Regions from separate parts of the Mus musculus genome. Here regions 2 and 3 are each linked to region 1. Evidence: chromatin loops called from intact Hi-C (ENCODE). Cell type or tissue: left cerebral cortex. All regions are shown on one strand.

Evidence for each region. Peaks named below come from ENCODE experiments on the same cell type or tissue, not always from the same donor. Only the 100,000 strongest peaks of a DNase experiment are listed, where the experiment ranks them.
Region 2: a loop joins it to region 1, with 1.9 times the contacts of the local background. A loop is called at or near these places in 3 of 42 quality-filtered maps.
Region 3: a loop joins it to region 1, with 6 times the contacts of the local background. A loop is called at or near these places in 5 of 42 quality-filtered maps.

What each region holds. Positions count from the first base shown.
Region 1 is chr19:5,565,870-5,573,869 of GRCm38, reverse strand. It overlaps Ap5b1 (adaptor-related protein complex 5, beta 1 subunit), which reads right to left and starts at 5,846. Exons shown (of 3, transcript NM_001362046.1): 1 at 5,787-5,846; 2 at 5,263-5,430; 3 at 2,609-5,166. The coding sequence starts at 5,412. The coding sequence ends at 2,686. In left cerebral cortex, CTCF peaks have their summits at 4,871 (motif pointing right), 5,498 (motif pointing right) and 6,226; DNase peaks (open chromatin) are centred at 4,890, 5,518, 5,954, 6,136 and 2 more places; H3K4me3 peaks cover 2,031 bases; H3K27ac peaks cover 1,867 bases.
Region 2 is chr19:5,428,178-5,436,177 of GRCm38, reverse strand. It overlaps the pseudogene Gm25432. Among named protein-coding and RNA genes, the nearest start is that of AI837181, 7.0 kb to the right of the region's middle. In left cerebral cortex, CTCF peaks have their summits at 3,047 (motif pointing left) and 7,864 (motif pointing right); DNase peaks (open chromatin) are centred at 6,172 and 7,887.
Region 3 is chr19:5,459,529-5,467,528 of GRCm38, reverse strand. Fibp (fibroblast growth factor (acidic) intracellular binding protein) reads right to left here and starts at 6,922. Exons shown (of 10, transcript NM_021438.4): 1 at 6,751-6,922; 2 at 6,370-6,568; 3 at 6,013-6,139; 4 at 4,897-4,997; 5 at 4,225-4,358; 6 at 3,817-3,925; 7 at 3,679-3,742; 8 at 3,314-3,400; 9 at 3,098-3,195; 10 at 2,477-2,604. The coding sequence starts at 6,835. The coding sequence ends at 2,535. Ctsw (cathepsin W) reads left to right here. Exons shown (of 10, transcript NM_009985.5): 3 at 393-506; 4 at 794-948; 5 at 1,044-1,140; 6 at 1,218-1,298; 7 at 1,384-1,509; 8 at 1,660-1,724; 9 at 1,799-1,999; 10 at 2,078-2,486. The coding sequence ends at 2,188. In left cerebral cortex, a CTCF peak has its summit at 3,582 (motif pointing left); DNase peaks (open chromatin) are centred at 3,054, 3,564, 6,913 and 7,382; H3K4me3 peaks cover 2,016 bases; H3K27ac peaks cover 1,936 bases.

The DNA of each region.
Region 1 (8,000 bases):
CGGCGCTCCATACAGATGGTCATGAGCTGTTGGACATGGGTGCTGAGAACTGAACTCACTTTCCCTTGGTCCCTGTGATATACTTTTGCTTGTTAAGACAGTCTCACTATGAAGGCACTCGCTGGCTTTGAACTGTTAGGATTATGGGCATGTACCAACAAAGCTGGCAGTGGAATGTCCTTTCTAATAAGCAGGTGACGGTGAGCACAGTGTCCCTTAGAAATGACTAAAGCAATAATAAATAAAGAAATGACCAAACCTAGATACGCAGTTGTGGAGACCCTGATTTACCACCTGTTGGTTAGAATGCACAGGCCACAACTTGGGGCTTGTCATTGGTATATGAACTGTGACACAGAACACATAACTTGTTTGGGTGGGTAGAGTTTGAGGCCAGCCTGGTCTACGAAGTGAGTTCCAGAACAGCCAGGGCTACACAGAGAAACCCTGTTTTGGAAAAACAAAATGAGAACAAAAAGCCAAGCTCTGGAGAACCTCTTGCTGTCTGTCTTTGCCTCCCAGCCCTGTGCTGAGAGGAGGCAGCCTGGCCTAGCTTTACATGGGTGCTGGGGACCTCAGTTCTTCACGGGGGAGTACTTTACTGAGTCATCTCCCCAGCCTCTGGAGTCTAGTTTCTTCATCTTGGACTAAGGTTTAATGCGTTCTTGCGTTTGTGTGAGGGGAACTGCTTTTCAGTATCCTCTCCCTACTACAGAGAAGGACCTGGAGGGGAATACCTGAGATGTCATGGAGGTGTCAAGGCCCTCTCTAGCAGCAGTGGTCTCTGGCTCAGTGGCAGCACCCACCATGTCGGAGCACCAGGAGGAGTCGCACTGCAGGCGGGGAGCTTGTCCCGCAATGCAGTGGCTCCAGCCGGCTTCTGTGGAACCTCCTCTCTAGCTTCCCTCAGAATTGTGTAAGGAACTGACCTATATCCTGTCTCTACTCAAACCAGCTGGAGAAGTTTCTAGAATGGCCGCCTTCCTGATTTGGCAATGGCTTTCAAAGTGAGTGTAGCTGCATCTTCCTTGTTGGAATCTCTCTCCAGGCTCTAGAGACTCAGGAAGCTTGAGGATCCAGAAGCTCAGAAAGCCACAGGGCTGGCAGGGCCCATCCAGCACGCTGTAAAATCTGCCAGTTTCAGGCAAGTAGTCTTAAGTGGCGCTGGCTGCGAGACCCATAATGCTCCAGCAGCTCCCTGGAGTGCTCAGCCGTGCTGGGATGGTTTTGGTGACACAGCTGGATCTGAGTAACCACGCTCTTGGAAGCAGCTCCGGTCTACTCACTGGCTCGCTAGCCAGAGCTGGATGGCATTTTTTTTCTTTGCCAACGTCTACATCTGGAGTGTAAAAATTACTCAACAGTGACAACTCATTGCCACAGCTCCCACAAGAACCTGGCCTTTTGCCGCAAAGTGGGCGTGAGCCTTTTTGCTCCTAGACTGACTTGTAAGAAACTTGTAAGAGCAGGGCTGCTGGGTGTGGTGGCGCTCGCCTTTAATCCCAGCACTAGGGAGGCAGAGGCAGGCCGATCTCTGAGTTCAAGGCCAGCCTGGTCTACAGAGTGAGTTCCAGGACAGCCAGGGCTACACAGAGAAACCCTGTCTTGAAAAACAAAACAAACAACAAAAAAGAGCAGGGGTGTCCCTTTCCCCCAAAAATGTCCTTTCCTCAGAACGACTGCAGCCCACAGTTATTCTCTCCCTCAGCACCAGCAAGAGCTGTGTCAGCACGTCCTGTCCTACTAGGGTCTTCTCAGGGTGAAGGCTGGGGACTTGCGGCTACTGCAGAGCTCTGTTGAATGTGGTAATGGTGACATGTGGCCATGGGTGACAAAACCCTACTCCCTCCCAGCCTGACCCCAGGAAGCCACTTCCGCTGGCTGACTTCCTCAGCTGTGTGAGCCCTGCAGAAATGTTTCAAAGACGACAGGAGGTAATGTGTGTGGAAAATACCAGCCTGGTGCCTGGCAGCAGTGATGGCCTCCATGAACCTGCATCCTTGGTGTCCTGCACATTTAGAGAAAGGAGCTGAAGAAGTTCTTAAGTTCTTCTTTTGTTTTTGTTTTTGAGACAGGGTTTCTCTGTGTAGCCCCGGCTGTCCTGGAACTCACTTTATAGACCAGGCTGGCCTCAAACTCAGAAATCCACCTGCCTCTGCCTCCCAAGTGCTGGGATTAAAGGCGTGTGCCACCACACCTGGCTATAGATTGGGTTTCCTAAGGGCTGCTATTAAAAGCTAAGTTTGGGGGTTGTTGTTTGTTTTGAACCAGATCATGCAGGCCCACCATCTGCTCAGAGCCAAACCTTACTGGCACACCCTGTACAGTTAGGTGCAACCAGCTCTACCCAAGAAAAGGCTCTCTAGTCACCCTATCCAGGCTGCTACCTTATGATCTGAGTTCAGCTGAGGCCCAACCTCAAGCTCCAGCCTTCATGAGAAGTTGCAGTGATCTTGGGCCAGGTCAGATCCTATGAGAAACATATTTTTCAGACTATCTGAGCAGGAATTATGGAAGGCTGCAGTACTGGGACTAGTCTGGATCTTGCTGGGGGCTTATGACCCAATCCCAGTAAGTCTGCTCCAAAAGAAAACAGGCCAGGAGGAGTAGTCTGTGAATGGGATCTTATGGGGCAGGAGCTACAAGAAGCAGGCACAGCCACAGTGCAGTCCCACCTGGCATTACTCAGTGGGCTGCAAGCCCGCGGAGGTAGTCCCCTACCAGGGGCAGCACAGCCCAGTCATCAGTCCTTAGGGCTACAGGCACACCATCCACCTGAGCTTTCTCCAGGCGCAGCAGCAGCATGGAGGCAGGAGGCAGGCGGATGGCTATGAGGTAGGTGGTAGGGGGCTGAGCCAGCACTACAAAGGGCTCTAGGTACTGGGACACCAAGGCCTCCAGGCCCTGCTGCCCAAGTGGACACCACACACGGCTCTCTACGCCCTTTGGTAGGCAGGAGTTCCAGAGCTCATCGAAGAAACGCAACTCAGAGCCCTTAGGGAGCCGGGGGAAAGGCAGGAAGAGGTCAGCAAAGTTCACAGACAGGGGTGGCAGGCGGGCATGGCACGTGAGGCCAGCGGATGTGCTGTAAAGGGCCCGGACGTGTAGGCGGGCAGGGGCTGGGCATCGGGGCTGCAGAAGCAGGTACAGAGGATGCGCAGGTTGTCCCGGACGCAAGCAGGGTATGTGGACAGCCTCCAACGGCTCATAGAGCTGTCCTTCCACACGGAAGCGCAGCTCCAGCGAGTAGACGGGAGCATCCAGTGCCTGCACCTGCAGACACAGCACCGGGAGCGGGCCTTTGGCCTGCTGAGGCCCCACACTCAACTGAATTGGGGCTGAGGTCTCCTGCACCATCAGTGCTGATGAGAAGCCCTGGTTCTCCGCCATTAGTGACGAGGCCAGTGCAGGTGCAGCCAGTGAGGGGCCCAGCGCCATCCCCAACTTGGAACTTGACAGATGGGACAAGAGGACATAGTATAGTCGGGCATGGTCCCGTCCGTCAGCATTCTCTAGCTGTCTGGCCAGTTCCTGCAGCAAGTTGGCCAGACCATCTCCCCCGCCTGTCCGCAGCAGAGCACGGCACACCCGCAGTAGGGCCTGGTGGAGGCCCCAGTCGGTGCAGTGCACAGCTGCAGCCTGTAGAAAGCTGAGTGTGGTACTCTGAGTGGCCCCCTCTGCCACCTTTGCCAGCATCTGCAGGTGCCAGCAAAGGGCTTCGCTCTCGCCTGGCCTGGCCACCGCCTCTTGGAGCAGCACCTCCCTGAGGGGCTCTCTCAGCTCAGGGCTTACCTGATCTAAGAGGTCCACAAAGTGGGGTGCCAGGGAAGGCCGAGCTCGGTACAGTTGGGCCAGTCCGCGGATCAAAAATGTCTGTACTGTGGAGTGTCTAGTCAGGCAGTTAGTAACAAGGTATGAGGCTTGGAAACAGAGAGTGGCCAAGGCCCGGGGACCACCATCCAGGGCTGCCCTTTGCTGTAGCCCAGCCAGCACCTCCTGTAGGAACCACTGTGGGCCCTGAGTCTGGTCTTTCTCCTCTTCCTCATCGTCAGCACAGAGCAGACACAGCAAATGCAGGCGGGCCAGGAGAACCGTTGGGTCATGAAGGAGACTGGGCATGAGGCCCCGGCACAGCTGGGGCCCCAACAGCAGCGGGGCAGCCTCTTCCCCCTCTGGACCTAGTGGGCAATTCTCGGGGAAGCTCAGGATGCAATGCAGGTAAAAGAGGTGTGTGGGCGAGGGTAAAGCTGGGTGCTGGGCTCCCAAGGTGAGCCTGCGGAGGAGCAGAGCTTCATCCTGTGCAGTGAACAGGGCCTCGCCAAAGGCCGCCTTCAGAGACAGAACTGAGTGTAACAGTGTCAGCTGTGCCGTGCCCAGCAGCCGAACCAGCTGTGGCTTGAAAAGCACTGGTGGCTGTCCCCGAAGACCCCGGAGGGCCCAGCCCAACAGCCACAGAAGTTGAGCCTGAGCCACAGGAGTGAGCAGATAGGAAGTGTCCAGAAGCTGGGCCACGGCAGCCTTCAGCTCTCGGGCGTCCTCGGGGCTGGGCTCTAGAACCGGAAAGCCACGCTCCTCCTCCCCAGCTGTGGGCCAGCTGGGCCCCTGGGGCTTAAGATGGGCATCCCATTCCTCAGCCAGGGTCCAGTCCCAGGGACAACTCCCAGTGGAGAAGTCCTCAGCCACCAGCAGGCCTTGCAGGCCAGCCCCAGACCTGGACTGTACCACCAAGGTGTCGTGTAGAACAAGGGCCAGAAGCAGGCTGACAGGCTGGATGGGACCTGTTTGCCCTGGGAGGCTCCGCAGCATCCCCAGGGCGCCGGCCAGCAGCCCAGGCTTACAGCGCTCAAGTTCTCCAAGGCATTCACAGGCTGTGGCCTGTAGATGGCGCTGTTCTGAAGGGGTTCCAAAGCTTCGTCCCAAGTCTCGGCCTGAAGCTAAGCCAAGAAGTAAGGGCAGAAGCCGGCAGGAAGCTCCCGAAGTGGGTCCGAGAGCATCTCCTGACACCAGGGCTGTAGTGGCTGCCAACAACAGGAGCCTCCGGAGAGCTGAAGGTCTTGTGGGCAGGAGGACAAGCGTGTCCAACAGGGAAGTGGCAGCAGCCTCCGCGGCAGGTGCATCAGGCCAAAGTTTATCAGAGTACTCCAAGCTCAGTGTCAGTAAGGAAACCTGAGATGGGGGATTTAAGAGGAACTCGTTGAGTTCAGCATGCGGTAGTATGAAGCAACCATATGGACCACGGCAGGGCACACGGGCAGGACCTACCTTGGTCTGCTCGCTTAGCTTTTCACTCCTTAGGTCACTCAACAGGTCGCGACCCAAATCCTCACCTTCGGCACCTGCCAGAAAGGCGGATGGGCTGGCTCGGAAGGCCCCCAGGCGCTGGGCCCAGGCTTCTCGACCTAGGGGCCCCATGGTCAGTCATCCACTTCTCTGTAAAGGGAAGAGAGCATCAGACACCGAGGCGAGGACGACGCGCAGGCCTTTACGGCCACTAGAGGGCGCCCAGGTCCTCCACCTTCCCGAGGGGCTGCTGTTACCCTAGGGCCGTCTTGCAGACCCCTCCCCGCCCCCCAATGCCTAGGTCCCGAGATGAACTCTGGAGGCTTCGGAGATAATGCCGGAAGCAACAGCCCGGGCCCCTGCAGGATAGGACCCGCAGGATCGGGGTGGGGGTGCCCAGAAGGTGCGTGCGGAGAGCTCATTAAGCCTCCCGCCTACGAAGGGCATCGAAACCACAGCGTCGCTCGCGCCCCTGGCGCCCGTGGTAACGGGTCGGCCTCTCTCACCGCTTGAGTCAGCTGCCGCGGGCGCTCGGTCGGCTCCTTCCGGGCTGGCAGGCTGGCGGCGCGGGCCGGGGCGGGGCGCGGCGCTCGGCGCGTGGGCGGCCGGGACGGGGCGAGCCCGGGGGCGGGGCGTAACGGAGCCTCCGCCTGCCACGCCCGCCAGGCCGGCAGGTGCCGACTCGCCGGTTTCGCCAGGTCTGAGTAACTGTCTCGCCGTGCAGGCCCCCTGCCCCGAAACTGCCGCAGGCACGGGCAGGGGCGGGGTTTGGTGGGCCGGGCTCCCGGTCCGCTCCCCGATGGAACTGCGTTCCCAGGCCCTGGAGCAGAACAGCGGCTTGGGCAGATCGGGAAGGCGGCCAGCGCGTCCCCCAGTCCTCCCGCCCGGGCCCGGTGACTGCGCGCTTGGCCCGGCTGCTTGAATGCGGGTCTTCGGGCGGCCGCTGGGTGGCGCGCGAGGCGCAGTCCCAGGGCAGAGCAGGAAGAGCAAGGCGTGGGTCACTGCGGGACCGGTCGAACCGGCGCCGCAGGGCTTGGCTTGGCGTCCTCAACGCTGACCTGGCGTCGGGGGTGCTGGGGGGGACCACCTCGCTCTGCTTGGAGGCGAGGACCCGGGGCCAGGGTCGCAGCCGGATGGTAGCTGCTGACCTTTGCCCGAAGTCGCACGGATTGCCTACAGGGGTCGGGCGCGCTAGAGTAGAGCGAGCAGGGCGGGACCTTAAGACGCAGCGAAGCCGAAACACAACGGGATCCTGACTCTAGGTGTGCGTGTTGGCGGGGCCTGGAGGGTCACTCAGCTCGTAACACACCTAATATGAACCGAGAAACCAAGGCTTGAGAAGACAACGGCCGGGCTGCCAGACTTCTGGCCAAGTAGTACACACGCTACCTACTAGAGTCCAGAGGACTGTATCTGGGCTTGTTGGCGAGTCCCAGGCTGTGGGTGCTCACTGGCCCGCTAGTTTCAGGGGCTCAGACCTTCTGTCGTCCAAATCTCATACTCACCGTCCTATAAAGCCTCCTGCTAGCCACTTTGAAGATGAAACACCTGAGCCCCCATTGCTAGCCTCTGGCTATTTCTTTGTCTTTGTCCCTTTGGGTGGCCCAAGTTCCTTCCTAGCCCCTTATCCTGACCTGGCTGCAGATGAGAGTGGTGAGGTAGGGTCCTAAAAAGAAGACTGCCTGGGCCCCCAGAACAAGGGTAGAAGAAGAGAGAATGGAGACATGGGGGCGTTGGGGGAGGCACGGGGAGCTAGAAGACCTGGTCTCTGCTCTTCTGGGCTCTGGCTCCACAGCTGACTCACAGGCGACAGCTCTAAACCACTTCCCTCTAGGTGCCTCAGTTTCCCCATCTATAAATTGGGAGTGATGACTCCTGTTTAAGAAGCTTTGGGGTGGGGCGCCCGGCTAATTAGGCCCAAGATGAAAGAGGCCAGGGTGAGAGCAGCCCTGGGCTGGGAAGGCAGGTTGGAGTAGGAGCCTGTCTGGTTGCCCTGTCTGAGGCCCAGAGGGCGCTGATAACTGCAGGTCTGGTGTCCCAGCTCTCGGTAGCCAGAAAGGATTATTAAACCCTGTTACAGTTGAGGGGAGGGGCTTCCAGGGGTCAGGGAGTCCAACTCTGGCTGTGTCCCAAGCTTCTGATGCTGTAGCCTCTGCCAGCCTCCAGCCTCCCTGGGCTTTGGTTCTTTGAGGTGGCATGTGTGGTTTCCAGAACTGTGTGTGATAGATGGATGTGTCTTCCTGAACTCACTAGGGCTCGTAGCCAACCCTGGGTGCTAAGGGTGGGTATCTGTCTCCCATGGGCTTTCAGGAGCCCAGAGAAGGTAGAGTCACTTGTACAAAACTCCAGGGCCTCTGTAAGGAGGACTGGGCTTCTGCTACATGCTCCGTCTGCTGCCCTCGCGCTCCTGATGTCCAAGTTCATGAATGGGCCCTGTTCTCATCTGCCTGCCCAAGTATCCTCTTAGGAGAGGCAATGTTTGCTTTGTCCTGGCAACAGACGGGGCAGACAAGAGGTGCCTTCAGCTCCTCATGAGGCCCTCTTGAGAGAGTGACCTGTTTGCCCTCACCTAGTTCCTCCTCTTCTGCATTTCCACTCCTCTCCATGCAGCTCAATTCTTGGGAAACCCTAGACATTAGGCTGAAAAGAGGAAAAGTTAATCCCCAGGCCTTGACTTTCTTATCTGTGAAATGGGGCCACAACAACCCCATCCAACCCCA
Region 2 (8,000 bases), 140 kb after region 1:
TTTTTCCCCAAATACACTTGTGGGGACCTCAGAGAAGCAATCAATTCTTGAGGCAATACTGCATTTGTTTGCTAGGTATCGGGAGATACGGCCTTTGTTCTTTGCAGCTGCTCGGCCAATGAAGGTGGAATGAAAAATGAGTCCATATTTTGGTGTGTTACCCCTTGTCTTCAGGGCTCTGGAAACTCGGTCCCCTTTTGCTGGGCCCTGGGAATCACTCAGACACCAGGACTGGCCAGTATTGCCTTTTTAATGTTTTTTTTTTAATCTATTTGATTTTAAAATAGGTTCTGTACCTGTGCCTGTGGGTTTGAGCACATGAATATAGGTACCCAAGGAAGCAGTAGAGGCTGCCAGACCTGGGTGCTGGGAACTAAATCTTTGTTCTCTGGAAGAACAGCAAGTGTTCTTAATCTCTGAGCTACCTGGCAAACTCATTCTATTTATCTGTTTTTAGCTTTTTGACACAGGGCTTTACAACGGAGCCTTGGATGCTCTGGAGCTCTTTAGGTAGACCAGGCTAACCTTGGACTTTTAGAAATCAGGCTGCCTTTGCCTCCTAAGTGCTGGGATCAACGGTGTGTACTGACCCTCTCTCTCTCTCTCTCTCCCATGCTTCCTTCCTTCCTTCCTTCCTTCCTTCCTTCCTTCCTTCCTTCCTTCCTTCCTTCCTCTCTCTCTCTCTCTCTCTCCCTCCCTCCATCCCTCTCTCTCTCTCTCTTTATTTCTTTCTTCTTCCTGTTACAATAAAAATCCAACACCAATAAGCCCACACAGTGAGTTCTGGGCTAGCCTACTACAGACCCTGTGCAAAAGCCACACAACTAAGTCGTTATATTTATAAGCTATATGCCTACATTGGGCAGATCTGCCACTACACGACTCTATTCCCCAGCTATGAGACCCTTGCTTCGCTCAGCTTCTCCAGGTCATGTGGTTCTGCTCCATCCTCCTTCCACCTCTTCTTCCTCTGCCCTTCTTCCCTTACCATTCCTCTCCTCTCTAAAGCCTCCAGCCCCACCTTTTCCTTCCACTGCCCAATCACAGTCTTTAGCCTTTATTGACCAGTTAAAATGGGGAGGAGGTTCATATGAAACCACTTGAGTATGTGATCCACTCCTCTTTGGGGCAGCTCCTTGTGAGGAAGCAAAATTAATATCAGAATACAACCCACAATTTTCTTTTCTTTTCTTTTTGAGATAGGGTTTCTCTGTGTATCTCTGGCTATTCTGGAACTTGAAGACAAGGGTGACCTCTGCCTTTGGAATGTTGGGATTAAAGACATGATCTATCATTCCTGGCTCTTAGAAGATCTGTCTCTTTGTCTCTGTCTCTGTCTCTGTCTCCGTCTCTGCTCCCTTTCCCTGCCCCCACTATGTGTGTGTGTTGTGTGTGTTGTGTGTGTGTGTGTGTGTGTTTCTGCAGAGGCCGAAAGACAGTGCTGAGTCCTCTGGAGCTGGTGGCTGTGAGCTGTTTGACATGTGTGCCAGGCACTGAACTCAGGTCCCTGGGCAGAGCAGCCAGCTCTCTTAAGCACTGAGCCATCATCCTTCCAGCCCTTTAACTGGTCAATAAAGGCTAAAGACTGTGATTGGGCAGTGGAAGGAAAGGTGTGGCTGGAGGCTTTAGAGAGGGGAGGAATGGTAAGGGAAGAAGGGCAGAGGAAGAAGAGGTGGAAGGAGGATGGAGCAGAACCACATGACCTGGAGAAGCGGAAAGAAGCAAGGGTCTCATAGCTGGGGAATAGAGTCGTGTAGTGGTAGATCTGCCTTCTTTTTCACCCATCACACACTGAGTTCCTGGACCCAGGAGATCTAAGGGTGGAGGTGAACACTGGGCCTCTCAGTCCCACTGCAACCCACGTAGCTAGGGAGGCATCAGGCTGTGGGAGCAGTTCCCGAGAGAGGGAAAAGAGACTGTAGCTGGCTAGATGTGTCAGCGAGGCTGGCCAGGATGTGTCAGATATCCTTTCTTACCCAGTGTATAACTAAGAGGCTCACTGTAAGAGCAAACGCATATACAAACCCCCTTGGCAACCATCCTTAAGGTAGTGTATATGTCTTAGCTTAGTCCCTCTTTGCAAAACCTCCTTTTATCACGGTGCAAACTTCCTTCGGTGTCTATGGCTCAGTCCTTTCATTTGTATCTGCTTTTTGGGTTGCTTGGGGGAGTAGACAGGTTAAATCATGGATAATGCTCGGAGGGAGACTCCCAGAAATGCAAGAAACATGTTAGAGTTCTCTCTTGCTGATAAGATTGGTGCCATGTAGCCCATTTCCTCTTCTGTGTGTCCACAACGGCTCTGTCCAATTAGCCTGACCCACTGAGTGGGTCCTGTTCCATTTAAACCCAAGCCCAGGAGGGTTGGAGCTTGTCTAGCAGTTTTTCAGCTCTTTCAAAAGCCCAGACCAAGGACTCCCCTCCCCCATAAACACTTCCGGTCCCCAGGCTCCCAGGAGCCTGCCCTGCTGATCGCAGCGGTGCCAACTCCTGCTCTGGCCAGGAGTGGGATGAGACGCTTATCCTGGGATGAAAGGCTGGCGGGCCTGGGCTGCACCCACAAAGCGCCCCACCCGAGCTGTGAGGACCTCCAGGCACTGGTGTAAACTGAGTCATGGGGGGCAAGGGAGTGAGTCATGGAGCCTGAAAGAGAGCCAAGTGGGGCAAAGCTTGCCTGCGCCTGCGCAGGGGCTGCTTGCCCCACCTCAAAAAGCCATAGCTGTCAGGCCCCCTGGGGTACTTACAGACCGAGATGACCAGGACCATCTGGGGCAATTGAGCCAGACTTTCCCTGTGTGTGTGTACATTTCTGGGCGTGTCTGTGTGTGTCTGTGTGTGTGTGTGTGTGTGTGTGTGTGTGTGTGTGTGTGTGTGCACGTGTGTGTGTATCTCTGTTTCTGGGCATGTGTGTGTGTGTGTGTGGGGGGGCTATGTCTATGTGCATATATGCACACGATGCAAGAGGTGAGCGTCAACACAGGAAAGGGAAGCTTGTTTGGTCAAAAGTCAAAACTCTGGAGAGGTTCTGGCAGGAACTTCACTGCCCTCTCCTGGCCTCTGAACGTTTGGCTGACTTATTTTATTTTATTTTATTGTGGCAGCCAGTTTTCTCTCCCTTCAGGAGCCGCAGAGGAGGCCTGGTATGGGACTTGGCTATCCTCCAGGGTGCCTGACAGGCATAGCTGGGCCCAATGGTAGAAACCAATCAGACTTAATCTTAAAGAGGCTTCTGCCTCTGCGAGCTAGGATTGCTGGGGGACCAGAGACAGAATGCCCTGATGCCCTGATGTAGGAGGCATCCTTAGGAGCTGGGCAGGCCACTAGAGCATCTGTAGTCTTGGCTCTGTCCAGTTTTTACTTTCTTGTTTGTTTTGAGACAGGATATCATGTGGCCTAGACTGGCCTCACACTGCTGTGTAACTGAAGTTGAATTTGAACTCCTAACCTTTCTGCCTCAGCCTCTCGGGTGCCTGACTCCACTTTGACCATCTTAGCATCTTTTAATCTCATTTTTCATCAATAAAAGGAGTGCTGTGTGGGGTGGAGAGAGCTAAGGAATATAAGGTACCCAGTGTTTGCCTGTGCAGAGCAGGCCTGTATAAGTGTTTGCTCTTACGATGAGCCTTGCTTGTTTCGTTCATAAAATAGACAAGAAAGGATACCTGAGCTGTCCTGTCCAGACTTCATTCCAGTTGCAATCTCTAGTTTCCTTTCTTGAAAAGCTGTCCCCACAAACCTGCTCCCTGCCCTCTCATCCTTCTGCCTAACTCAGGTATACTATCCCCTCCTAGGAGGCCACTGGCCAAAGAAAAACCAGGTGAAGTGTTTCTCAGACTAGTGCCCTTAGCTTTACCCTTCAGTGCCTAGGGCATGTACGTCACAGAAGTGGGGAGTTTCCCTCCTCAGTGAATCAGCCCTGTGACCCAATCTTCATTCCTGCCAAGGCCCCTCCCAGTCAGCAAGAGCGGGGTGCAGCTGGCCTACTAGGAAAATCCCCCAAATCGTGCCAAAGCTTTGGTGGAAGCATCTCCCAATCCAGCTGTGCCCTGTACTCCCGGATTCTGCCCCAGGTCCTAGCTGGAGTTGGGGGTCAAATAGAGTCTCTCCTTCCCAGAACACCCCCTTGTTCCAGGGGCTTGAGGTTTGCAGTGTACTAGGAAGGCATGGCAGGGTATGTCTGTCTCTCAGGCCTCTGTCAGACCTCTCTCAGTTTTACTAATGGAGCAGACACAGGGGTTTGTCTAAGTTTGGCCAGCTCCTACACAACCCAGTGTTTCCATACTTCCATGTAGGCAGGAACTGGCTAAGCAAGAGAAGCCCTGCTAGCCCAGGTTTCGGGGAAACCCTTAGCTTGTCAGAGGAGCAGTCCTCCCTGTAGGCTGGAGAGACTCTTCCTTTCCAGACAGGCTGCACTCAGCTTCTTGATCAGTGTTGGAGGAATCTGTGTTTGGGCTCTGCTTGTCTCCCATGTGAGTCCGAGAAGCTACCTTGTGTACTTCACAAGTTAACCCTATGTCCCTGCAGGGCACTAGTTCTCTTTGCAGCACCTCTGCCTCAAGAGCACGTTCAGTAGCAAGACTTAAGCATGTAGCAGCTGCTCTGGAGTTGAATGAGTTCAAGTCTTGGCTCTGCCATATGCTTGCTCTGCAGCCTTGAGACAATGAACTGGAATTCTCTGGGACTCAGTTTCCCTTTCTGCAAAAATGGCAAGAATGCCAGAGCTCGAGGCTGCAGAGGGGGCACACACGAGTCAAGCACTGGCTGTGGCAGAGGACGCAAGTGTCATTCCAAACATCCACACGGTAGATCAAAACCATCTGTAACTCTAGTGTCAGGGAATCCAACATCCTCTTCTGGCTTCCCTGGACACAAAGAACACACGAGGCACACAGACAGACGCACAGGAACAACGTCCACCACATAAAATCATTTAAAAATAAAAGAACTAAATGGAGCTTAGATAATGTATGGTTTTCATACAATCCCTCTGGATTCAAGAATGTTATTTGGTGCTTGCACCAGGCTTGACTCTGATCTGGATGCTGAAGGTGCCCTGAGGATAAACTAGTCATTGTCCTTGAGAGTCCCTAGACATATAGATTGAAAGCCACACGTAGGAGAGCCACACGGTTAGAAAGCTAGTGGGTCTGAGATGTGCCATAAGCTAGCAGTGGTGATGTCAGGCATGCCAACAGAGGTTACCCATCAACAGAGGCATCAAAGTGGGAAAGGGTAGAACGTGGGCAGGAAAGCCGTGTTCTAGAGCAAAGATAAAGATAAAGCGGAGAGATCAAACAGGTGGAACTCACAATACCTAGATCTGATGCAAGTCTTTTACTTCATGATCTCTGAAGAAGTTATTCTGGACTGGGAGATGAAATGTAGACATCACTCAGCCTTAGTAGAGGACAGTCTGGGTCTGTGGTTTGGGGACCAGCAGGAGACAACTATCAACCAAGTGATTGCCAAGTAACCGCTGATTCTGTGATGGGTACCACACAGCAGGTGTTTAAGAACAAAGAAGGCCTGAGGCCCCAGGCTCCATGCCAAGGTGGTAAAGGATGTGCCAGTTGGCTTCAGTTGAGTGCAGAGATAAGGAAGCTGTGCCTAAGGACAGCTGAGACAGCTGTTGGGGACCTGGTCAATGCCAGCCCAGGGCAGAAACCTTGTTTCTAGTTGCTGTAGAGAATCAGGAGTGTGGGCATCTCTATAGAGATCTGTGGACCTGGTTTGTGGAATAGGACAGAGATTTGGGGTGGAGGAGCAAGTTAGTGGCTGTTGGCTTAGTTTGGGAGACAATGAGAAAGTGCAAGAGGCCATGGAAGGCCATAGAGATACAGAAGAGGGATGTGCCAGGCTTTGCAAGGAAAGAAAACCTGGGCTCTCCATACCACATAGACATCTTTGTGGGAACACAAGGCTTTGCCAGGATGCCACTCCTCTGCCTAGGGAGAGTTGGCCCACTTTAGTCAAGTACAAAAGCATTGACAATCAGACAGGCAGGGCACCTGGCTCCAACTCTGAGCTCTGGGGATTTCCCAAGTTTGGGCTGAGGTGGACTTGGTCCTGGGGAAGCTCGGGACAGGGAGGCAACTGGGGAGGGGGTTAAGCTAGCATCTCATGACTCAGCCACTTCCACCCAGTCATCCCAGCGGCATCTCCGCTCCTCTGCTCCAAATTCCAACTCGGTGAGGCTGCTGGAGGCTGATTCAGCGCTGGCACGGCACGGGAGCAACATCTCAGGGAGCTCTCTGCCAACACCTCCCTGGCCTCCAACCAAGACCTGGGCGGGCACTGGTCTGGGGAGGCAGAATAGTGCATAAGCCAGGTCCTTAAGACTCTAGCAGCCATGCAAAAGAGGATGGCCCAAAGACAAAAAGTCACGCCAGTGTCCCTGCTCTGTGGGTTGTGTATGTGTCTGTCAAGACAACAACAGGGGTCAAGGACCACACTCTGCCCGAGAAGGGAAGGATCAGTGGCAAGTCCCAGCTCTGCTCTCACACTGAATCACCACCCCAGGCCATCCTTTCTCCTCTTGGCCTTAATTTCTCTCTTTTAAGATGGTTTTGTAGCTCTGACTGTTGTTGAACTTGCTGTGTAGACCAGATTTTCCTCGAATTCCCAGAGATTCACTTGCGGGTATGGACTTAAAGGCGTATACCATCACACATAGCAGTAGCAGCTCCTTGACGGCAGGATGTGGTCAGTATCTCTTTAAAGAGGTCAGAATTGACTGATGCATGTGGGAAGTTCTTTATAAACTGTTGTGTGGCTCCTGGATAGGGTGGCAGAAGTGCATGCCAACCCCAGGACTTCTGGATAAAACTGTCCATGGATATTCAAGCTGTTCACTGGCTAGGCTGTTCCAGCCCAGGTGCTGAAATCCAGCCCATCTCTTCTTAGAAATCTGCATGCCCTGCCTGGAACTGCAAGGACAGAGGGAGTCCCTTTATCTAAATCCTGCGGAACACACTTGGTGGTTCAGACCTGCAATCCCAGCACTCAAGAAGCTGTGGCAGAAAGATCAGAACTCAAATTGTGCTACATAACAAAGCCCTGTTTCAAAAAGGCAAAATTATGGGAGCAGAGGGCCTGTGGATATAGCTACACTGACAGAATGCATAGCAGACACTAAACCCTGGATTTAATCTTGGCCACTGTATAAACCTGGACAGAACTACATAAATTTGGGTGTGATGGTGCACACATGTAATCCTAACACTCAGGGGGTGTTAGCAGAGGATCATAAAGTCAAGATGAACACAGGACTGGAGAGATGGCTCAGCGGGTAAGAGCACCAACTGCTCTTCTGAAGGTTCTGAGTTCAAATCCCAGCAACCACTTGGTAGCTCACAACCATCTGTAATGAGATCCTATGCCCTCTTCTGGAGTGTCTGAAGACAGCTACAGTGTAATTACATATAATAAATAAATCTTTAAAAAAAAAAAAAAGATGAACACATGTGAGGCAGATGGTCTACATTGCAAGTTCCAGGTCAGCAAGAGCCATATAATGAAAACATGAAAAGACAAGCAGGCAAATCTCTTGAGTTCCAGGCTGGCCTGGTCTACAGTTCCAAGACAGCAGGGCTACAGAGAGAAACCGTCTCAAAAGATAAAACAAGACAAAAAAGCCTGAGCAACTGAGATGGCTCAGATGACAAAGGTGTTTGCCTGACCTGAGCCGGATCCTTGGGAGCCATATGAGGGAAACCCACTTCTCCAAACATGTGAGGCAAGCAGACTCGGTACCCGCCCCCTGAAAAGTCATTTTATATTTTATTGTTTTCAATACTTTGTAAAGATTTTTTTCCATGTATGGGAGTTTTGCCTGTATGCATGTCAGAGCAGCATGTGTGCAGTTCTTACAGAGGCCAGAAGAGGTCATTTTATCCCCTGGAACTGGAGTCACAGGCTGTTACTAATCACCACCATGTGAATTCTGGGAACCAAACTAAAGGTCCTCTGGAAGAATAATTAATGCTCTTAACTGCTGAACC
Region 3 (8,000 bases), 110 kb after region 1:
CCTTCTCTTTTCTTCTGTCTCCTCTCTCTCCCTCCCCACTTCTGTGTCTGTGCGCCAAACCCCACCTACCCATCCTCCAAACCTGTGGTCAGATGTGTGAAGAGGAGACAGAGATGGTGCAGCCCACGGGTGCAGGAAACTGGCCTCCAGCCACTGTTAACTTTCCTTTCTGAGTTACTGCCTCTAAAGGCTTTGCTCGGCTTCCCCCTAGAGTGGGCCTGTTAGTGTCTCTGGGGAAAATTCTAATCTCATGTGGGGCTGGATAATCACTTTCTTGCAGGAGAGTTGTAGTGACAGAAAGTGCCAGCACTTACCTGAGTGGGTGTGGGTGGCCCAACCAGTGGCCACTTCCTGCCCTGAGACTGGCCTACAGCAACTCTTTTTTGGTCTAGAGTACACTCGCCGTCTGAGCATCTTTGCCCACAATCTGGCTCAGGCTCAAAGGCTACAGCAAGAAGACTTGGGTACAGCTGAGTTTGGAGAGACTCCATTCAGTGACCTCACAGGTACCAGAGTCCTAGGGTGACTGGCAAATGGACAGGGTAAATCTCCCCTCTCAAGGCCAGCCTGGGTGACTTCCCTGAATCCCAGAGCGCAAGACATGACTTCTGTGGCCTGTGTCCAGCTTGGCTCTCAGGCCAGAGACTGTATCAGCACAAGCTGGACCTCTCTAGGCCTCAATGTCCCACATGATGCCTTCAAAGTTATCAGCTAGACAAAGTGACAGCTAGAAAGAGAACATGGAAGAGGAGGGTGTGGAACCCGGGACTTCTCTGGCCTTGTCTGTCTTCAGAGGAGGAGTTTGGCCAGTTATACGGGCAGGAGAGGTCACCAGAAAGGACCCCCAACATGACCAAAAAGGTAGAGTCTAACACGTGGGGGGAATCTGTGCCCCGCACCTGTGACTGGCGTAAAGCAAAGAACATCATCTCGTCGGTCAAGAACCAGGTATCTGTCCTGTCCCCACCCAGTTTGGCCCAATCCACCCCAAGGAGTGGGGAGATGAGGCCAAGGCCTTACCCCATCCCACCCTCTCCATTCAGGGAAGCTGCAAATGCTGCTGGGCCATGGCAGCTGCCGACAACATCCAGGCTCTGTGGCGCATCAAACACCAGCAGTTTGTGGACGTCTCTGTGCAGGGTATGACAGGGAATGGACATGTGTCGGGACAGTGGCCTAGGGGACCTGCTCACCTATGCTGTCCCTTTCTGTCCCAGAGCTGCTGGACTGCGAACGCTGTGGAAATGGTTGCAATGGTGGCTTCGTGTGGGACGCATATCTAACTGTCCTCAACAACAGTTGAGTACCAGGCCTTGTGGGAGGTCAGTAGGGATGGTGAGTGTTCGGTATCCAAGGTTCCTTCCTGGTCTTGCTTGTCTTCAGGTGGCCTGGCCAGTGAAAAGGATTATCCATTCCAGGGGGACAGAAAGCCTCACAGATGCCTAGCCAAGAAGTACAAGAAGGTGGCCTGGATCCAGGATTTCACCATGTTGTCCAATAATGAGCAGGGTATGGCCAGGGTAGACCAGGAGGGTGGGGGCAGACAGCCTGGCTATGGGAGACCTAACTAAACCCTACGCCCCTGTGAGAAGAGCCGCAATGGCAGGGTAGGCTGGGCTTGATGGCACCCTCAAGGCTCCAGTCATTACCAATTTCCAGCAATTGCCCACTACCTGGCCGTGCATGGACCTATCACCGTGACCATCAACATGAAACTACTCCAGGTGGGTAGACAGGGAAAAGTGAGGGCATACGGAGAGGTGCCCTGGACTCAGCTCTTCTGTCCCCACCCTGGCAGCATTACCAGAAGGGTGTCATCAAGGCTACACCCAGCTCCTGTGACCCTCGGCAAGTGGACCACTCTGTCTTGCTGGTGGGCTTTGGCAAGGAGAAAGAGGGCATGCAGACAGGGACAGTCTTGTCCCATTCTCGAAAACGTCGCCACTCCTCCCCATACTGGATCCTGAAGAACTCCTGGGGAGCTCACTGGGGCGAGAAGGTGAGCGAGTGAAATGGCAACGGGGCAGGCTATAACGTCATCTTTATCTTCTGACCCTGACACCCCCTAACTTCGTAGGGTTACTTCAGGCTGTATCGGGGAAACAACACCTGTGGAGTCACCAAGTATCCCTTCACAGCTCAAGTGGACTCACCAGTAAAGAAGGCACGGACCTCTTGTCCTCCCTGAAGGCAGCAGCCACTCTTCTGCTTCTCCCACATGGCCACTGCCCCTTGTCAGCCCTGCCCACATCCTCTCTGTATGGCTTCATAAACCAAGACTGCTCCGTGGCTCCTGTGTGGATTCAGCTGGGGTGTGGAGAGGCGAGGTGGGGCTGGGAAGACCCCGAATGTGTCATGGTCCGGTCCCTGAGGTGCTAGTGCACACATCCTTACGCGTGATGGCACAGCACTTGAGCACACATGTGTGCACTGTGGGAATCCCCATGAGCCCTTCAACCTGGAACAAGGACCAGTCTCCAAACTTATGGCAACTTTATTCTCAGGGTATGTCGGAGGGAGGAAGGAAAAGGGCTTTAATCATGATAGAGGCGCAGAAGGCAGCCACGGAGGGTGCCCATGTAGCGGTCCCAGAGTGCCTGGTGCCTGCAATGAAGAAGATAACGGTGAGAGCTGATGTCCACTCACCGCCATGCCTGCCACACCACCGCTCAGTGTTTTCTACACTTTCTTCCTCACCACAGCCCCTCCTTTTTTTTTTTTTTTTTGGATAGTTTGTTTTTGAGACAGGGTCTCACAGTGTGGCTCAAGCTGGCCTGGAAAACAGCGGCAATCCTCATGTCCCAGCTTCCGATGTGCTGGGAATACAAACTTGAGCCATTCTGCCCGGCTTCCTTCTCCCTGCTCTCCACCCAGTGCTGAGGGCCGATCTGAGGACTATTTAGTTTCCATAAACCTTATGAGTCTTCTAGCTTTAGTCTCAGTTTACATTTAAGAGAGCTAAGGCACAGAAGGGTTAAGAACTTGGCCAAGGTCACAACAAGGAGAGGCGGAGCTTCCACCCACAGGGCAGTTCAACAGAGAAGCCTGAGTCTCCTGGAGGGCAAGGAAGTTAGCCAGCAGGCCTGGCACCTCTCACCGGAAGCCATCCAGGGAGTGGACTGACGCTGAATACTGGCTGAGGAAGAGCCGCACATCACTCAGTGGCCAGTGGTCAGAGCGGCAGGGTTCCACAAACTGTAGGTCCAAGGGAACAGGTGGCACCACTAGGACTGCTTAGACACAGGACAGGCTGGGGACCAGGGGTGGGGACAGGACAGGCTGGGGACCAGGGGGTGGGGACAGGACTGCTCACCTTCTCCACGAGGTCCACAAATAGGTCTCTGACATCCTTATTGTGGGTCAGCTTGGCAGCCACGTTCACCAGCCCCCGAGACAGATTCTGTGGGGCAAGGATCTCGGGAGTTCTGTCTTCTGCTCCAGATGCGGAGGCTGCGCACTGAGGCGGAAGGAGGGCCAGGCCCCTCCCCAAGTTCATCCACCTCCCTCAGACAATCAAGTCCCTTTTGTTATGAGCTTGGGACCCCCTCAAGGGCAGACAGGGAGAGCAGCAGTGCCACCTGCTGGTCACCTTCAGGAATGAGCAGAGCTGCCTGGCAGGGGTAGCGCACAGGAGGCTCTTGACACTTTAGGGGGAAGGGTCTGCACAGGGCAACGGACCTTGAAGTTGGTTTCCATCTCAGAGAAGACACCCAGCTTTCCCCGGAGGGCAGTGCACACCAGGCTGTAGGAAGATGCAGTTATGTCTCTAGCCGACTAAGAGTATTTTATCCCTGGTCTCACGGACCCCACAGTCACCTCTTATGCAGGTCCAGGAGGTCCTTGTCAGCCACGAGAACCTTGAGCTCCTTCAAGTCTTGGAGAAACTCCTTATCTAAGTCCACATCCATGTCGTCCACCTGAGAGTCTGCGAAGGCCATGAAAGACGTTGTGGGTGCATGAAAGACCATCTTGGGAGGTGAACCCTCTTCACCACTACCTCACTGGAGTCTCAGAGATGGAAAGAGGAATGTCATGCCCCAGGCCACGCAGTGGTGAACCCTTGGCCTGCAGGCAGGTGTGCGTGGAGCCAGGGGACTATCCGTAGAGGTGGTCTGGGGCTGAGGGCGCTGTGGAAGCTATCTATACGCTAGGACAAACTGACAGCAGGGAACCAGTCCCCAAGGGGGTAGGGAGTCCAGGCACCTGGGTCAGTGGGGGCCTCACCGACGGCTCCAAGGGTCCAGTTCTGGATCATAAGCTCTGCACAGAAGGCAAAGTCCCCAAAGCTCAGGTACTGCAGCTTTTTCTTTCCTGTTTCAAAGCGGTTGTTGGCAAAAAAGACGATGGCTGCGTAATCCCTGCAGACAGGGACAGTGGCTCTCTTAGGACCAGAAATCCCTTTTTCTGCTTCACACAGCAGTGTCTGATGAGTAAGCTTACACAGAACCATGCTTGAAGAAACTCTTTATTGTTTTAAATCCCTCTTAGCAGGTAGCTCCCACCTGCAGTCTTGGTTCAACATTTTAGCTCTGGTGTGTTTCTGCTCTAACTCACCAAGGGACCAACCACGGACCATTTCCTTACCAACCTCCCACCTCTACGAGGAGTTCCTAAGGAGTACAGCGGAAGGCCACACTGCATCACTGGGCACTTCTTCAATGCTTTACAAATGCCTTACGCTTGGCAATTTGATGCAGTTTACAGGTCACTAACAGAATAATCATTCCTCCAGAAGAGCGGAGGGGAAAGGGTTAGGAGAGGGAAGGCGTACAGGCTAAGGGCCCAGGAAACCTCGAGTAGGAAGGGAGGCGGCGGCCCTCACCTGGCTAACCGGTCAGAGAGGAGGTGGCAGCCCTCACCTGGCTAACCGGTCAGAGAGGAGGCGGCGACCCTCACCTGGCTAACCGGTCAGAGAGGAGGAAGTGCTGCTGGATGTTGTCCACCAGGGAGCCCCGCATTTCTTCCACCACCTTGAAGACTCGTTTAAAGTTGTCAAACTGTCCGGCAATTACAGAACACTGGTCAGGAGACGTTCATGAGCGAGCTGCTATGGGATCTCTCCCTCCTGTCCTCCTATCTGGTGGGCAGGTACTAATTTAGCACTAACACTTCAACAAATGACTAGGTTTTTGTTGTTTGTTTCGAGACAGGGTTTCTCTGTGTAGCCCTGGCTGTCCTGGAACTCACTCTGTAGACCAGGCTGGCCTCGAACTCAGAAATCCACCTGCCTCTGCCTCCTGAGTGCTGGGATTAAAAGCATGCGCCAGCACCCCTGGCATGACTAGGTATTAATAACTACCATCATTTGACAATGTTTGCCAGCCTTTGGCATTTTTCCTTAAAAGAATGCTTACTTATTCCTGTCCTTAAGTTCAATTTAGCATCACGACCGTCAATCTCTGGCTCTTCAAGAGCCTGAATTAGAACGGATTCTCCTGAGTAACTTGGAGTGAACCAAGCAGCATACACACACGAACTCATTCTAGACACAAAGGAAAGGCACTCAAGGCCTATAAAGGTTGTAGCAAGAGCCCAGACCCATACCCATAGCCATCTGCGCCCAGTTTACACCCTGGTACTTCTCCCTTAAAGACAAGGCATGAATGCTACCAAAACGGCTCATGGATAAGGTAGGATCTAGCTCCCTTGTCGATTTCAAGGGATAGATGTGGCCAAGAACAGCATCTTCTAGGCAGGAGTACCATGAACAAAAACAAACTTGGGGCTCAAGAAATGTTAAGTCCAGAGAGGTCTATAGTGACCCAACCTGAGTCTGAAGGTCGAGGACAGTGGGAGCCAATGAAAATCTATAAGCAAAGGAAAGCCACGGTCAGACTGAGCCTAAGCCTGGTCCGCCTGGCCAGAGGGGAGGTGGAGGGAGGAGAGGGTTTATATGAAGAAGGAACTGGTTCCACAATCATGGGCTAGACCACGGGCTAGAGGTGGGGCTAGAGTAGTAAGAAGGATCCAGAGGTGGGCTAGACAGGTAGTGGTGTTATGTGTAGAACCCACCTGCCTCCGGCAGCTCTTGAGAGTAATTCCTGTTTTGGTGCTGATGTCATCCAGGTCTTTCTTGGTACCCTTGGACAGCTTCTTGCCCAAGACCTCCCGAACAAAGGCCTCATCAAAGGTGTAGTACCTTGTGGAGGCACAGGTCATTATTGGTGATCCATTAGGGAAGGAGAAGGGAGTTTGGAATTGGTTTCTCTTGTTCTCAATTTTCTAATTTCCTGAGTTCACCCCATCTACCCCTGTGTATATCCCAATACCCTCCCCCCAGACTCAGCTTCAGTCTACAAAATGGGTATAAGTCAGATTGACTGACATCCCTGCCAGTACCCACCCCCGTCCCCCACCCCTGGTGAGCACCTCTCGATGAGGAGTGTCTGTCGGGAGGGAGGAATCTGGAAGATGAGCTGGTGCAGCAGCTTCGGCGGCGCGTGCAGCAGACGCTCAAGCATGTGAAAGGTGCGGTAGTGGTCCATGGTGTCGCTCTGCAGCACTCCTGTGGTGGCTCCCGTCTGCTCCAAGATTCCGGAGCGTACTCGCAGAGCCACTGCATCGTTCACTGAGGAGTGGGCGCTACCATAAGACCCTAGAGGCCCTCCAGGGGTTCCACCTCCACCTCCAATCCTTACACTTCCCCGACTTCCCGCAGTCTGTCCACTTCCCTAAACCAAGCCTAAATCCTAGCCACGCCCCCTCTTCCCGATCCCCAACAACAGCTTCCCGGGAGGGCGGCTCACAGACCTGAGTAACCATCCAGCCAGAGGCGATACACGTCTTCATCTATAAGGGTCGTGTTCCCCACGAAAATGTCTAGTTCGCTGGTCATGACGATGCCCGGGCCGGGTTCGCCCGAAGCTGGAGCTTGTACGGGCCCCGGCCGGGCGAGTAGCCGCAGAGCGACTTCCGGGAGTTCGGAGATTTTGCTCCGGGCACCCGGAGCTGATGAAGGACCACTTCCGGGACGGAGCTAGTGAGACACCGCTCAGCTCTGTGAACGGTTTTTCGGAAGATGTCGGGATAGTCTTCTCTCAGTCTACCCTGTCTTGCAGATTCTCCCGTTAACCCCTTCTGTCACTCCCATCTTCTCAGTTTTCTCAGAGCCTCCCAGTTTTGACCTGTATCCTAAATTAGAATGTTTCCAAGGTTCTATCGTAGCGATTGCTAGGTGTATGTGGCCCTTACTTCCATTGTCCATAAGACAGACAGATGACCATTTTTCTTGTTCCCGGAGTGTATTTATTTTTATTGTTTTGAATAATGTGTATGTGGGGAGAGGGTGTGTACGTGTGAGTGCAAATGTTCTTTGAGACCTGAGGTATCAGGTCCCCTGGAGTTAAATTTACAGGCAAATATGAGTTAGTTGCACATATGGTTGTGGTTCCTTGCTTGTAACCACTTAGCTTTCTCTCCAGCCCCAGTTTTTCACCACATACTACACCCACACACAAGCTAGTGACTTCACTTAAAGTCTTTCAGAGCTCTGCCTGGAAGTAGGTATCTGCAGGGGCACCCATCTAGTAAGGCTGTCTTCTTTGTCTTTTCATGAGGCAGTAAAAGATTTACACAGGAGCCACCAAGCCTGAGTTCGTTCTCCTGCACCCATACTGTGTAAGGAAAGAACCAGCTCCAGGTTTTGTTTTGTTTGTTTGTTAAGACAAGGTCTTACTTTGTAGTCCAGGCTAGTCTAAATTGGCAGCAGTCTTTGATCTTCAACCTCCCAAGCATTGAGATTACAGGATAGGAACCACCAGTATACCTAGTCCTTATCACCTGATCTCTACATATGTATGCACTGTTGTATAATACATAAATATAGCTTACTGGCTATAATTACTAATAAAATTAACCCTGTATAACCTTTAATCCCAGCACTTGGAAGGCAGGCAGATATCTGAATTGGAGGTTAGCCTGGTCTACAGAGTGAGTTTCAGGACAGCCAGGGCTACACAGAGAAATCCTGTCTCGAAAAATGGGGGAAAATGAGTTCTACA